Linked DNA regions of Homo sapiens: region 1 is linked to region 2. A link is a contact called in ENCODE Hi-C or POLR2A ChIA-PET data. All regions are on one chromosome and are shown on one strand. Each heading gives the region's core, a stretch centred on a gene start or an enhancer-like site at or near the end of the contact. The rest is flanking DNA. Distances are from core to core; before and after follow the strand shown. Region 1 has its middle 34 kb from the start of MYL12-AS1. Region 2 holds the start of METTL4 (methyltransferase 4, N6-adenosine).

Region 1 (6,652 bases), core at 2,798-5,297, 730 kb after region 2:
CAGTGGGAAATGAACTTGATGTAATAATTACTTCCAAGTAGGGTGACCAATTGTCCCCATTTGCACAGAACTGAGGGGGTTTCTAGGATACTGGATTTGCGTGCAAAAGCTACAAATCAGGACAAGTTGTTCATGCTACCTCCAAGTACACTATCAGGCAGGCTGCTCTAGAGTTCATAAAAGAGACAGGGTGAGAGAAAATTGCAAAGACGCTGGAATCACAAGGTTTATTTATGTTTTCTTTTCTTTTTTGAGACAGGGTCTTGCTCTGTCACCCAGGCTGGAGTGCAGTGGTGTCATCATGGCTCATTGCAGCCTCATCCTCCTGGGCTTAAGCAATCCTCCCACCTCAAACTCCCTAGTAGCTAGGACTACAGGCACACACTAGCATGCTCAGCTAATTTTTTGTTTTTATTTTTGTTTTAGAGACAAGGTCTCGCTATGTTGCCCAGGCTGGTCTTGAACTCCTGGGCTCAAGCAGTCCTCCCACCTCAGCCTTCCAAAGTGCTAGAATTACAAGTTTGAGCCACCATGTCCAGCCTATGTGTAAATTTTAAACACAAAGCAAGAAGCAAGTGGAAACTGAGATAAGTTATCACACTAAGGATAGGATCCAAGTTGGATGTAAGAGCCATACAAAAAAAATCCTGAGTCACACAATGTTCATATCCTATCTCTCTCACCTACAAAGACACATCAGAATTTCCTACTGATGGCATGGTCTGATGCAGTGACCAGAGTCAAGGGTGAGCAAGGAGACTCAGCAAATTGAAGGTGCCTGAAGCCAACACATGCTTCCTCTTTCAAAGAGATGGAGGACAAGGAGCCTGTGCACAACTGAAATTCACCAATGAAGTGCTGAGGAGCTGTGGATTTATCTGCATATCTTGGACAGAGGTCACCTGGGGCAAGAATAGCTGTCACGATTCAGCAGCTGATTTAAATATGACATAGCTGTCATTCAGGAGGATACATGATCTGTGATTTTACTAATATTTTAGGTTTACTTGGTCCTTCTATCCTTTCCTATCTACAAGTAGCACACTTGGTATTTCCATTCTTTTAATCTATGCTTACCAAACATATGTTCTGTATATGCTATTTATGTTTAACCTAAAAGATTTCTAACTTAGTACATTTGCTATCATTCCTCAACATGTTTTATGAGTGTCACCTATTGTTCTACTTGTTTGTTTCTCTTGTTAATTTCAGAAGAATTGAATATTCTCAAATACTACAGAAAAATCACATTATAGAAGTAACGATAGCATAAATAGACTTTTTGTACTCAACACTTGGCTGTAATGGAAAAGAGAAAAAAAAGTTATTTGCTATAGGGATTTACAGAATCATGGGAAGCTTAAAAAAAAAGAAGCTGAAGATAAAGAACAGCCAGAGACAGAAGTTAATTGATGAAGCATGATTACTGAGAGAGAATAAAAGGTGGAGGGAGAATTGGTAGGAGATCGTATTCTCTTACAGGAGAAGAGGGAAGGAATAATGGGTGGCAATGCAAATATGTATCCAGTGGTGGGTGGGATTCACCAGGTGTGTTTCAGTTTACTTTGTGAAATAATTTGGCTCTTAAATAAGTACTTCCAGGCACTGGTTGATTGATTTACAAATGTTTACTTTTTATTAAGTGTGGTGTGGTGGCCTTGTAATGTATTGACTTGGCTAAGCTGAACTACGTTTTCCACAATTTTGTTTCTTGTATGTTTCTGGTTATGGTGGGCCATGAGGGAGATTCTTGTGAGATTCAGAAAGCAGATGGGAAGCTGCAGTCATTTTGTAGCTCACACACATTGTTGCTGATCTGCTGACTCACCTCATCAGCATGAAGCGGCAGCTGGGCCTGCTCTACCTTCCACTGGGTTTTCCCTCAGCTTCCCTGACTCCTGGGCCTGGTGTGTGTGTGTTTAGTTCCATGAGGTTGGGTCCCCACTATCAACACCAGAAGGAATATGAACTGACATGAGTTTCAATTTGTCCTGCTGGGTTCTAGTTCATGCTGTGGGTTCCAGTCTTTTCTTGATCTTCCTCACTTTATATCCATTGTCGCTTTCCAACTCTCTGCCCTCTGGACTTCAAGCTCCAGTACCAGATGAAAGGACTACAGTCTTACAGAGACTCTTTAACCAGTTCCAACGTTTGTGGAAGGCTGTATTTCTATGAAATAATATCCTCAGATCATGCCTGACTTTATGTTAATGATATCACTCAGGATAGGGGCTGGACATGCCACAAAAGCCATCCATGTGACTGGAGGGTTGGGGCTTTGAGCAATGTGGATATCAGCCTGACTTCTGACCTCTGACCCCCAGGAAGGAGCAGGGGGCTGGAGACTGAATTCGATCACACTGCCAATGATTCAACCAATCATGCCTACAAAATAAAACCCAAATAAAAACTCTGGACATGAAAGCTAGGGGAAACTTCCAGGTTGATAATCATACATCAGTGTGCCAGGAGGATGACAGGTCCTGAGCATAAAGAAGCTTTGAATTTGGGACCCTCCCAGACTTTGCTCCCTGCACCTTTTCATTTGGATGTCCCTGGTTTGTGTCTTTTATAATGAAACACTAAGCCTAAGTATAGTGCGTGCCTGCATTCTGTGAGTTGTTCTGGTCCATTATTAAACCTGAGGAGTTAGTGGGAATCCCTGCATTTGTGGTCAGTTGGTCAGAAGCACCGGTGGCTCAGGAACCCTGGAACATATAACAGCTGGTATCTGGGGTAAGAGGCATCCTGTGAGTGGCTGTTCCCTTAACCTGTGAAATTTGACCTTACTCCAGGTCAGGATTGTATTGCAAAGAGAAAATAATGTATGGATCCCCTTGTAGGCATCACCTAGCTTCAATAATAATCAGCTCATGGCCAAACTTGTTTCATCTATAACCCCTCCCATTTTCCTTTCATCATTATCCCTCAGCCCTCTTACCTGCATCACTAGATTACTTTGAAGTAAATCACTGACAAATCATTTTGTCAGCAAATCACTGATATTTGTTCATACATATTAAAGCAGATATCTCTAAAACAAAAGACCGCTTCCCCTCCCACTTTTTTTTTTTTTTTTTTTTTTGAGACAGAGTCTCACCCTGTCACCCAGGCTGGAGTGCAATGGCGCTATCTCTGCTCACTGCAACCTCCACCTCCCAGGTTCAAGCGATTCTCCTGCCTCAGCCTCCTGAGTAGCTGGGATCACAGGCGGGCGTCACCACGCCCGGCTAATTTTTTATATCTTTAGTAGAGATGGGGTTTCACCATGTTGGCCAGGCTGGCCTCGAACTCCTGACCTCATAATCTGCCTGCCTTGGCCTCCCAAATGCTGGGATTACAGGCGTGAGCCACCGCGCCCGGCCTCCCCACCTTTTTTTTAAGAGACAAGTTCTCACTCTGTTGCTCCCAAGATGGCAGATTGGAGGCAGTGTTAGCATGCCTCTTCCACTTGGAAAGACAAGATAGTGTGTAGAGACTCACACACTGTGAACTTTTCTCCTAGAAGCAACACAGGAACTTAACAGGAGAACTGAAAGAAGCCACTGACCCTTTGAAAGAAGCACTGGGCTGCAGCCTACACCATAAGCCAGTGGAAAACTAAGTTCCCCAGAGTGAAAGAGGAATAAATTGCCTCTGGAACATACACTCCCACTTGGGAATCTGGCAATAGAGGCCCATGAGGGAAGAACTTAACCCTATCCAGCAATGGAGCTGATTTTAGTGAGCAGTGGGGAATGTATGAGAAAAAGCATCATTGGGACGGGCTTTGCATGCACTCCCAGGCTCCAGTGAGGATGGAGGGAAGACATTCCCGACCCTACCTCACAGAGGACTGTGCAGAAATCTGCCAGCTAACTCAGACAGCAGTCACAGGTTGGCAGAAGTTCCCAACTGGGTTCACAATATAATGCCGAATGGGGACAAACCCCCTTGGGCAGAACCAAGGAGTGACTGGGAAATGTGCTGCAGCCACGGGTGCAGGAGCTGGGCGCCCCTGCTTCACGGGCAGACTGGGAGGGGCGTGGCTTGAAAGCATTGGTTGTTCTCTCCTTCAGGAAGGCTTATGGCATGGGGCAGTCTTGAGTTCTGAATGCGGACTGCCTGGATTCTAACGAGCTGCTGCAAGCGGAACCCTGCGGGTGAGGGACCGGCCTTGCCAAGTGCATGGGCGCTGGTGGGGCTTACTGCCGCCTGCTACTCCCCAACCCCTGTAGAGAGACTTCTGTGCAGCAGAGGCAGCTGCACCCCTCCCTGCAACATTACCCCTGCGGCCAGAAAAATGCTCTCTGACCCCCACAGGGGCCACTGCTTACCCCGCATGTGGGGAGCCACAGCGTGAACCTGCCTGATCCAGCCGCCACCTGGCTTTGCTCCTTCACTTGCTCTGGTAGCTTAACACAAAGGACAGAAATTTTTTGGCGCTCTATGGCCCCACCCATTACCTGAGTCACCAGAGTACCTCCCCTGGGTAACATGAGGCAAGCACAAATCCCACTGCTACTACGGCAGCTGGTGCTCTTTGGCAAGCGCCACCTTCTGGCTGGAGGCCAATTGACAGTCCATTACAGCATCTCCAAGTAGTGTAACACTGCACCAAGGAAGGAGAAAACTTGTGCATGACCTCAGCTGTCACCATTGCCTGCATCGTTCTGGCTAACCAGGGGGTCCTGAGTCTGTCCACATGACCAATTCATTACTACTACTACTGGCATTTGAGAAATCTTTACCAGACAAAGAATTCAAAAGGTTGATCATTAAGCTACTCAAGGAGATATAAGAGAAAGGTGAAAAACAACATATAGAAATTTAAAAATCAATTCAGGATATAGATGAAATATTTTCTAAAGAGATAGATTTTTTTAAAAAATCAACCAGAACTTTTTGAAATGAAGGACACATTTAGGGATTTAGGGAATTACAAAATGAGCTGGAAAGTTTTAACAATATTCTAGACCAAATAGAAGAAAGAATTTCAGAGCTCTAAGACAAGGCTTTCAAATTAACCCAATCAGACAAAAATAAAGAAAAAAGAATTAATAGAAATGAATAAAGCGTCCAAGAAATATGGTATTATGTAAAATGGACAAGTATAAGAACTATTGGTGTCCCTGAAGGAGAAGAAAAAGCAAAAAAAAAAAAAAAAAAAAAAAGTGAAAAACTTCTTTGAGGGAATAATTGAGAAAAACTTCCCTGTCCTTGCTGGAGATTTAGACATCCAAATACAAGAAGCTCAAAGAAGTCCTGGGAGATTCATTGCAAAAAGGATATCACCAAGGAACATAGTCATCAGACTATCTATAGTCAGTGTGAAGGAAAGAATTCTAAGAGCAGTGAGTCAAAAGCATCAGGTAAGCTATAAAGGGAAACCTATCAGACAAATAGTAGACTTTTCAGTATAAAATTTACAAACCAGAAGGAATTCGAATCCTATCTTTAGCCTTCTTTTTTTTTTGAGATGGAGTCTTGCCCTGTTGCCCAGGCTGGAGTGCAGTGGTGCAATCTCAGCTCACTGCAACCTCCACCTCCCAGGTTCAAGCAATTCTCCTGCCTCAGCCTCCTGAATAGCTGGGAATACAGGTACATGCCACCAAGCCCAGCTAATTTTTGTATTTTTAGTAGAGACGAGGTTTCACCATGTTGGTCAGGCTGGTCTCGAACTCCTGACCTTGTGATTCACCTGCCTCAGCCTCCCAAAGTGTCTTTAGCCTTCTTAAATGGAATAACCCTCAGCCAAGAATTTTGTATTCAGTAAAATTAAGTCTTATAAATACAGACAAAATAAAGTCTTGTTCAGATAAGCAAATGGTGAGGGAATTTGTCACTATCAGACCAGCCCTACAAGAAATGCTCAAAGGATTTCTAAAGCTTGAAACAAAAGGTTGATATAAACCAGAACAGAACCTCTTGACACATAAACCTCATAGGGTCTATAAAACAATAACACAATGAAGAAAACAAAATATCTAGGTAACAATCAACATGATGGCTGGAACAGTAGCTCACATCTCAATATTAATGTTGAATGTAAATGGTCTAAATGCTCTACTTTAAGGTATAAATGGGCAGAATGGATAAAAAATCACAAACCACATATCTTCAGTCTTCGAGAGACTCACCTAACACATAAGGATTCTTATAGATTCAAGGTAAAGGAGTGGCAAAAAATATTCTGTGCAAAAGAAAACCAAAAGTGAGCAGAAGTATCTATTTTTATGTTAGATAAAACAGACTTTAAAGCAAGAACAATAGAAAAAAGACAAAAAAGTCATTACATAATGATAAAAGGATGAATCCAACAAGAAGATACTATAATCCTAAATACATATGCACCTAACTCTGGAGCTCCCAGATTCATAAAACTATTACTTCTAGATCTAAGATGAGAGATAGACAGTAACATAATAATGGTAGGGGACTTCAACACTTCACTAACAGTCCTAGACAGATCATTGTGGCAGAAGGTCAACAAAGAAATGCTAGTCTTAAACTACACTCCAGAACAAAGGGACCTAACAGGTATTTACGGAACATTCTACCCAAGAACTGCACAATATACATTCTTCTTATCAGCACATGGAACATTCTCCAAGATAAACCATATGACAGGCCACAAAACAAGTCTCAAAAAACTTTAAAAAATCAAAATAAT
Region 2 (5,976 bases), core at 1,596-4,095:
GAGAATCACTTGAACCCAGGAGGGAGAGGTTGCAGTGAGCCGAGACTGCACTACTGCACTCCAGCCAGGGCAACAAGAGTGAAACTACGTCTCAAAAAAAAAAAAAAAAGGGAGTATGAGATGGCACAGATAGCTAGAGTCTAGAAGATGATAAAGACATGACACTTACCAAATGGACAGGGATGATAATTGGGCCTTCAAGAACAATTTACAAAAACTGAATATACAGCTTTAAAATAGAATGTGGACCTAAATACCCAGCAGCACTCCCCTTTGTAAGATGTGTAACAAAAATTAATGCTATTCTAAAGGAGTGGTGGACTCAAGAGCCATTTCAGTGCTAGCTAAATAGCAGAATTCAGATAGCATCAAAGTTGTCTTGGAAGAGGTTGAACAGCTAATGACATCTAAAGAAAACATGAAACTCCCTCAGCAGCCTGAAAGACACTGTTACAGTAATTAATCAAAAAGAAAAACCATAGTCCCTTTTCCCCACACCCATTCAATTTAAGCAGTCTTCATTTTCAACAGTAGTAAATTTTCTAGATACATCTTGTAGACCTCACAGTACTAGAAAGGATGCTCCTATTCAAAAGAAATGTATCTTAAGATACTGTGAATGATACTAACTTTTTTGTCCATTTGAATTATGTAAGTTGTGCTATAACAAATCATCCTGTCAAGCGACAGGATCAAGCAAGTATATTTAAATTGATTCCCATCATAACTGGTGGGGTACATCTAATTCAACTGTGGAAAGACCACACAATCACCTTGCTTCTCCTTACATGGCCTGGAGTCTCCGCCTTCTCCCCCTACCGCTCTCCCTTCCTCCCACCCCCACCCACTGCAACAGCCCTCTAGCCTGGGAGGCTTGTTAGAGTAGACGTGAAGATCACAGCCTGTGGGACCACTGCTGAGTGTGTGGGCACTCAGTTTAAGTATTCAGTGATGCTCCTTCCAAACCACTGTCCTGTCCCCACCTCTTCCACTCCCACCCTTGGCCAAAGCACAGATCATAAGCCCTCTGCTCCGCTCCCCTCTGAGATTCGCCTTCCATGAGGAATTCAGGGCTTTCCCCATATCTTCTCTTCCCCACCTTTATCAAGAGATGCTGCTCCCTCCCCGTCAAGTCTCTTTTTGCACTGTCACCACCCAACACTTTCCACGACACTTCTTTGCTTTGACCAGAAGCCATAAGGTAAGGTTGGAAGAACATTTATTCACTCTCCACCAGCCTAGGAAATTAATAGTGGGTCCTCAGCCCTGCCACCTTCTGCTGTTATCATCAGCCTTTTAACTCAGGTTTTGATATGGTGAAAAGAGTCACCAGGGTTATTCAGACACCCCGGCTGTCAGGGTCCTTGGTGGTTAAACCTGGGAAAAGGCCACATGAAGACAACTGTAAGCACACATGATCCCTCTGAATTGTTTTCTTTTCCTGCAATTGTGCTTGCTCTTAAAAATTGAAGTTTTAAACAGGGCTCACATGTGATCATCCTTCCATCTATTGGAGTCTAGCTTGAAATGTGACAACCGGAACCAAAAGAACCTTGAATTTGGTGCCTACTTTGGTTTTGGTGCTGCTGCTTCTCAAGATCCTCAGCAGGGATTAAGAAGTTGGGGTGCACAGCAGGAATATCAGGAAATTGGCAGGCTTGACTTCCTGGCAAATTGCTAGCAGGACCACTAAATGCTGAACTGTACTGTGAATGTATACCGAAATACAAGCAATTATTTCTGTACTAAAGGTGTTTTTAATTTTGTATTTGTGTAAAACCACCTTTGGAAGCAGCAACTATCTAGTCAGAAAAGCAAATGATGTTTCCATTAATCTTTTCTGGGGAAAACATTAGTGCTAAGGATTTAACAATCTGTAGGTAAAGTTTAACCTAACAGTATTCCACAAGGAGACTTTTTATTATCAGACGGTTGCCTAATTTTCATATAATTTTTATATTAATATAATCCTTGGTTCCTCCCCATCCCCTTCATAGGCCACAGCTGAGGTGAAAAGGGTCCTGGAATGGCTAGTGAGAGCTAGAAATTCAGACGGGAAAATTGAAACTCAGAGCAGAAAGGCAAGCTGCCCAAAAATAACAACGCTAGTTAATGGCACAATTGCTACCAGACCCAAGTATCCAGACTTCCTGGAGCTGTGAGATCTTTCATCACCACCACTCTCCAGGTACCGGGCAGTGCCTGTTTCTGGATTCAAACTCACAGCAGCGAGGAAATCCTATTTTAGCAAAGTGATCTACTGTTACTGTTGTTAGTGCACCCCTCTCCTGCGTCTCTGCTTCACATCCACTCCCTCGCCGCCCGCCCCCAAACACTTGGATTCTTCCTAGCCTCTCACAGGTCAGCCACCACCAGAGGACCGTGAGCCTCCGGCAAGTGATCAAATACTGAGCCCGAATTTCGGCAGCCGTACCAACGCAATCCTGGGAGCCCATTCCACCCACTCCGCAGCCCCTCTCCCACCTCACCTCTTCCCTTGTCAGAAAAGCGGACGCCGCCTTCCCAGACTCTCCTCATGAAAACAGCACCCATCTAAATAGTGATCATGAAAAATGCCCCTTCCAGTCCACAGAGAAAAAGCTTTCTCCTTTTCTAAGAGTCCATGGGCGCCGCCATGTTGCTGTACGGAAAAACGTTTCCAGGGCGAGTTGAGCGTTCAGGGCACTCCTCGGCGCTCAAGCTGCCCACAGGTCTTCCGACCTAACTTTAGGGGTCGTGCCAGTCTTCGTAGAGACGGCCACACTGGCCCACAGACCCCAGTTCCTGGGGTGACGCAGCTGGGCGCGACCAGCACGCAGCCTTCCAGCGACGAGGCGGTCGCATGGAAGTTACTGCGCGCGTCGTGCGTAATGACGTCAGCGCCGGCGGAGAATTTCAAATTCGAACGGCTTTGGCGGGCCGAGGAAGGACCTGGTGTTTTGATGACCGCTGTCCTGTCTAGCAGATACTTGCACGGTTTACAGAAATTCGGTCCCTGGGTCGTGTCAGGAAACTGGAAAAAAGGTGACTGAATGACATCGGATTAACTTTGTTTCTGCAGAGCTGTTCTGGAGGAAGAAAGTGATGGCGCCAATGACTTAAATTTAGAGGTCCTGAGGCGATGTTTTGGTGTTTGTTTGCTGTTGGGAGAAGCCTCGAGGCCAAAACTGTGCGAGGCGCTGGTTTCACGGGATCTATTAAATTTCTAGTGGCAACGATTTCCCAAGGAGGAAAGGGGAGGGCCTGGGGGACACTGATGAGGAGTGGAGGCTCGGGAGAGGAAACGGGGAAGAATTGAAGGGGGCGGAAAGAGATGGACAAGAGAGGACTCGTTGGGTGGGTTGCGTCTGAATACTAGTGTAGCTTCTTATGGCCGTGTAGGACTGCGTGTAGAAGTCTTCATCTTAAATCATGAGAGCTACATTCTAAGTGGAGATTAAACGTGGACACACAGGTGTGAGTGGAAAAGTTGAATAGATGAACAAGCGCATATTGAAGAGGAAATAGGCGGCCAAAATCAAGAAGAGTCTAATCAGTGTAAAAGACTAAGGAGTACCCAGAGAAGTAAAAGGATTGTCACCTTCCTGAAAGCCAGGGCAGGACCTGAGAAGGCTGGGTGCAGAGATGAGACAGGATCAAAAGTTTTGTCAATCATGTGTATCCTAGGAGACAAATTTTTTAGCAGATGTGAAGGGAGTGACCTGTTAATGTGGTTTGTAAATGGAGGCAGCCTATAGACCATTTTATGGACCGGATGATTTATCCTTGTTGAAGGGGAGATTGATGCCAAAAGGGCAGTAATTGAGGAAACAATGGGTTAAGGACAGAGCAGGAGAGATTGACATTAGGAAAACAGAATAATTCCATTCTCTGAAACCAAAGAAAAGGAAACATTTTGAGGTGAATAAGAGAATTTGAGGTAATTTTTTTGTCTTCCTATTGAAATAGGCACAGCCAACAGCAGTAATGTGGTCTGGGTAACAGACAGGGCTTTAGCTACCACGGATACCCTTGTGAAGGCAAAAACCGTAACTTACTCGTCTTTGCATCTCCTGCATTGCCTAGCACACTCCCCTATATATATAGTGGGCAGTTAATAAATGTTTATGTTGAATATTTTTAAATGGAATTAAATAGATGTTCCTTGCAAATGAGAACTTCAGTGTACATGAACAAAAAAGAGATACCCCAGGGGAAAGATGATGATCTTGAAGAAACAATGAAACCTGACTGTCTTTCTGTTTAAGGATAAATAGTTGCTTAATGTACCATCTCTGTCTGGAAAGTTTTTTTTAAATACTGAATTCGTGAATGTAGGTCATAAGCATGAAGCGCAGTTCAGTTTCCAGCGGTGGTGCTGGCCGCCTCTCCATGCAGGAGTTAAGATCCCAGGATGTAAATAAACAAGGCCTCTATACCCCTCAAACGTGAGTATTTCCCTTGTGGTTCTAATTTGCATGCTTTATCATCTTAGGCAAAGAAATCATAAGAAATAGTTAATATAAAGATGTAATATGAGTGATGTCTTGGTGAATCTTGTCTGTTCCCAGGGGTACCTAATTTTGGATCAATGAAATCTAAAAGTGGGCATGATACTCTGCTAGGTGTTGTTTGTGTCATTTGTTTCACAAATTTCCAAAGCCAAATGCTTTACCAGGCACCCCCTAAAAGGACTGTTAATTCTTGTTCAGTACTCTCTTATTTTTCTCTTTTATTCTAGAGCTACTTGTTTAAGCAGGCTCTGTGCTGTAACTTAGAGTTCACTGAGATATTTCCAATTAGCAAAGCTTCAATCAAATCAGAGCAAAATTATTTGCTCTCATAAGGTATAATATAGTAGCAGCCTACAAAACACCACTCCTCCGAACTCTTTCCTCAAGATTTGCTGGAAAAATATCTGAAAGAACCTGCTGTCATAAACTATAGTTTTTCATTATGAGTGATTATCTTCCAGATAAGAGAAGGCTATTTGTAAGCCATTGTAGAGCTGTATAATTCTTCTCTAGTACCGAGGTACAAGTTACTTGCTAACTGTTTTTAAATTACTTGGATTTACATAGTATGAGCCTATGTTACTTTTAGAAATTTGAAATATTTATATATTTTTCCTTTTGAATACTGTAAACCAAGAAAATGTTTGTGCTGTTATACATTACTTATACCAAAAAAAGTTATGCCTTTAATTGTATTAGAAGCTAAAAGGTCACCATTGTCAATGTTTTTTTGCCTGCAGTTTAGATAATGTAATAAGTGCAGCTACATTCTAATACAGAGCAGGCTCTAAAAAAAAAAAATGTAAATGTGGTTAAGATAATGGAAATCATAATGTAGATAGGGTTTTTGTTCTGCAGAGAAGCAAAAGACTTAAATCTGCATAACAAGCCTTACCTTTGACCATTTTGTCTTAACTGGACTTCCTACCTACACTTTTCTTTCTCTTGGTAAATAAGTGAAATAAGCAGGGAACAGACAAACAGCACATGTTCTCATAGGTGGAAGCTAAAAAAGTTTATCTCATAGAAGTAAAAAATAAAATGGATGCTAGAGGCTAGGAAGCATAGGGAGAAGACGGAAATAGGGAGAGATCTGTTAAAGGACACAAAATTATAGCTAAATGGGAGGAATAAGTCCTGGTGTTCATAGCACTGTATAATGACTATAGTTAACAATAATATATTGTATAGTTTTAAATAGCTAGGAGAATATTGACTGTTCCCAACAAAGAAATGATAAATGTTTGAGATGATGGATATGGTAATTACTCTGATCTGATCACTGTACATTATATGTATCACAGCATCACTGTGTACCCCATAAGTAGGTACAATTATGTGTCAATTTTTAATTTTTTCTGTTAATAATTTAAAATCAGAAAGTAATAATAATAATGATATTTAGGCCTGAAAGTATGTTCTGTGTCTTTGGGCTACAAATTTTCTATCTTGTACTTTACCTTCAGGGTTTTTTTTTAACCTT

The links. A loop is a pair of places that touch in the nucleus more often than their neighbours do. ChIA-PET counts read pairs that join two places held with the same protein, here RNA polymerase II (POLR2A). Pooled maps may share reads with other maps.
Region 1: a map with no recorded cell type shows a loop between it and region 2 (7-fold over the local background). The contact joins the enhancer-like site here to the promoter of METTL4 in region 2. A Hi-C loop is called at or near these places in 1 of 37 single-sample maps with no recorded cell type and 5 of 50 pooled maps. POLR2A ChIA-PET finds 5 or more read pairs at or near these places in 1 of 52 experiments (activated naive CD4-positive, alpha-beta T cell).

Annotation. Positions count from the first base shown.
Region 1 is chr18:3,293,049-3,299,700 of GRCh38, forward strand. No RefSeq gene overlaps it. Among named protein-coding and RNA genes, the nearest start is that of MYL12-AS1, 34 kb to the left of the region's middle. RefSeq lists enhancers at 1,703-1,997, 4,158-4,237. Within about 2 kb of position 4,048, at least 21 of the 41 ENCODE cell types and tissues checked have a DNase peak (open chromatin) inside an H3K27ac peak, as active enhancers do.
Region 2 is chr18:2,568,660-2,574,635 of GRCh38, forward strand. METTL4 (methyltransferase 4, N6-adenosine) reads right to left here and starts at 2,846. Exons shown (of 9, transcript NM_022840.5): 1 at 2,490-2,846. NDC80 (NDC80 kinetochore complex component) reads left to right here and starts at 2,898. Exons shown (of 17, transcript NM_006101.3): 1 at 2,898-3,024; 2 at 4,318-4,427. The coding sequence starts at 4,327. It also overlaps the pseudogene LOC100128926. RefSeq lists enhancers at 1,939-2,861, 2,744-2,903.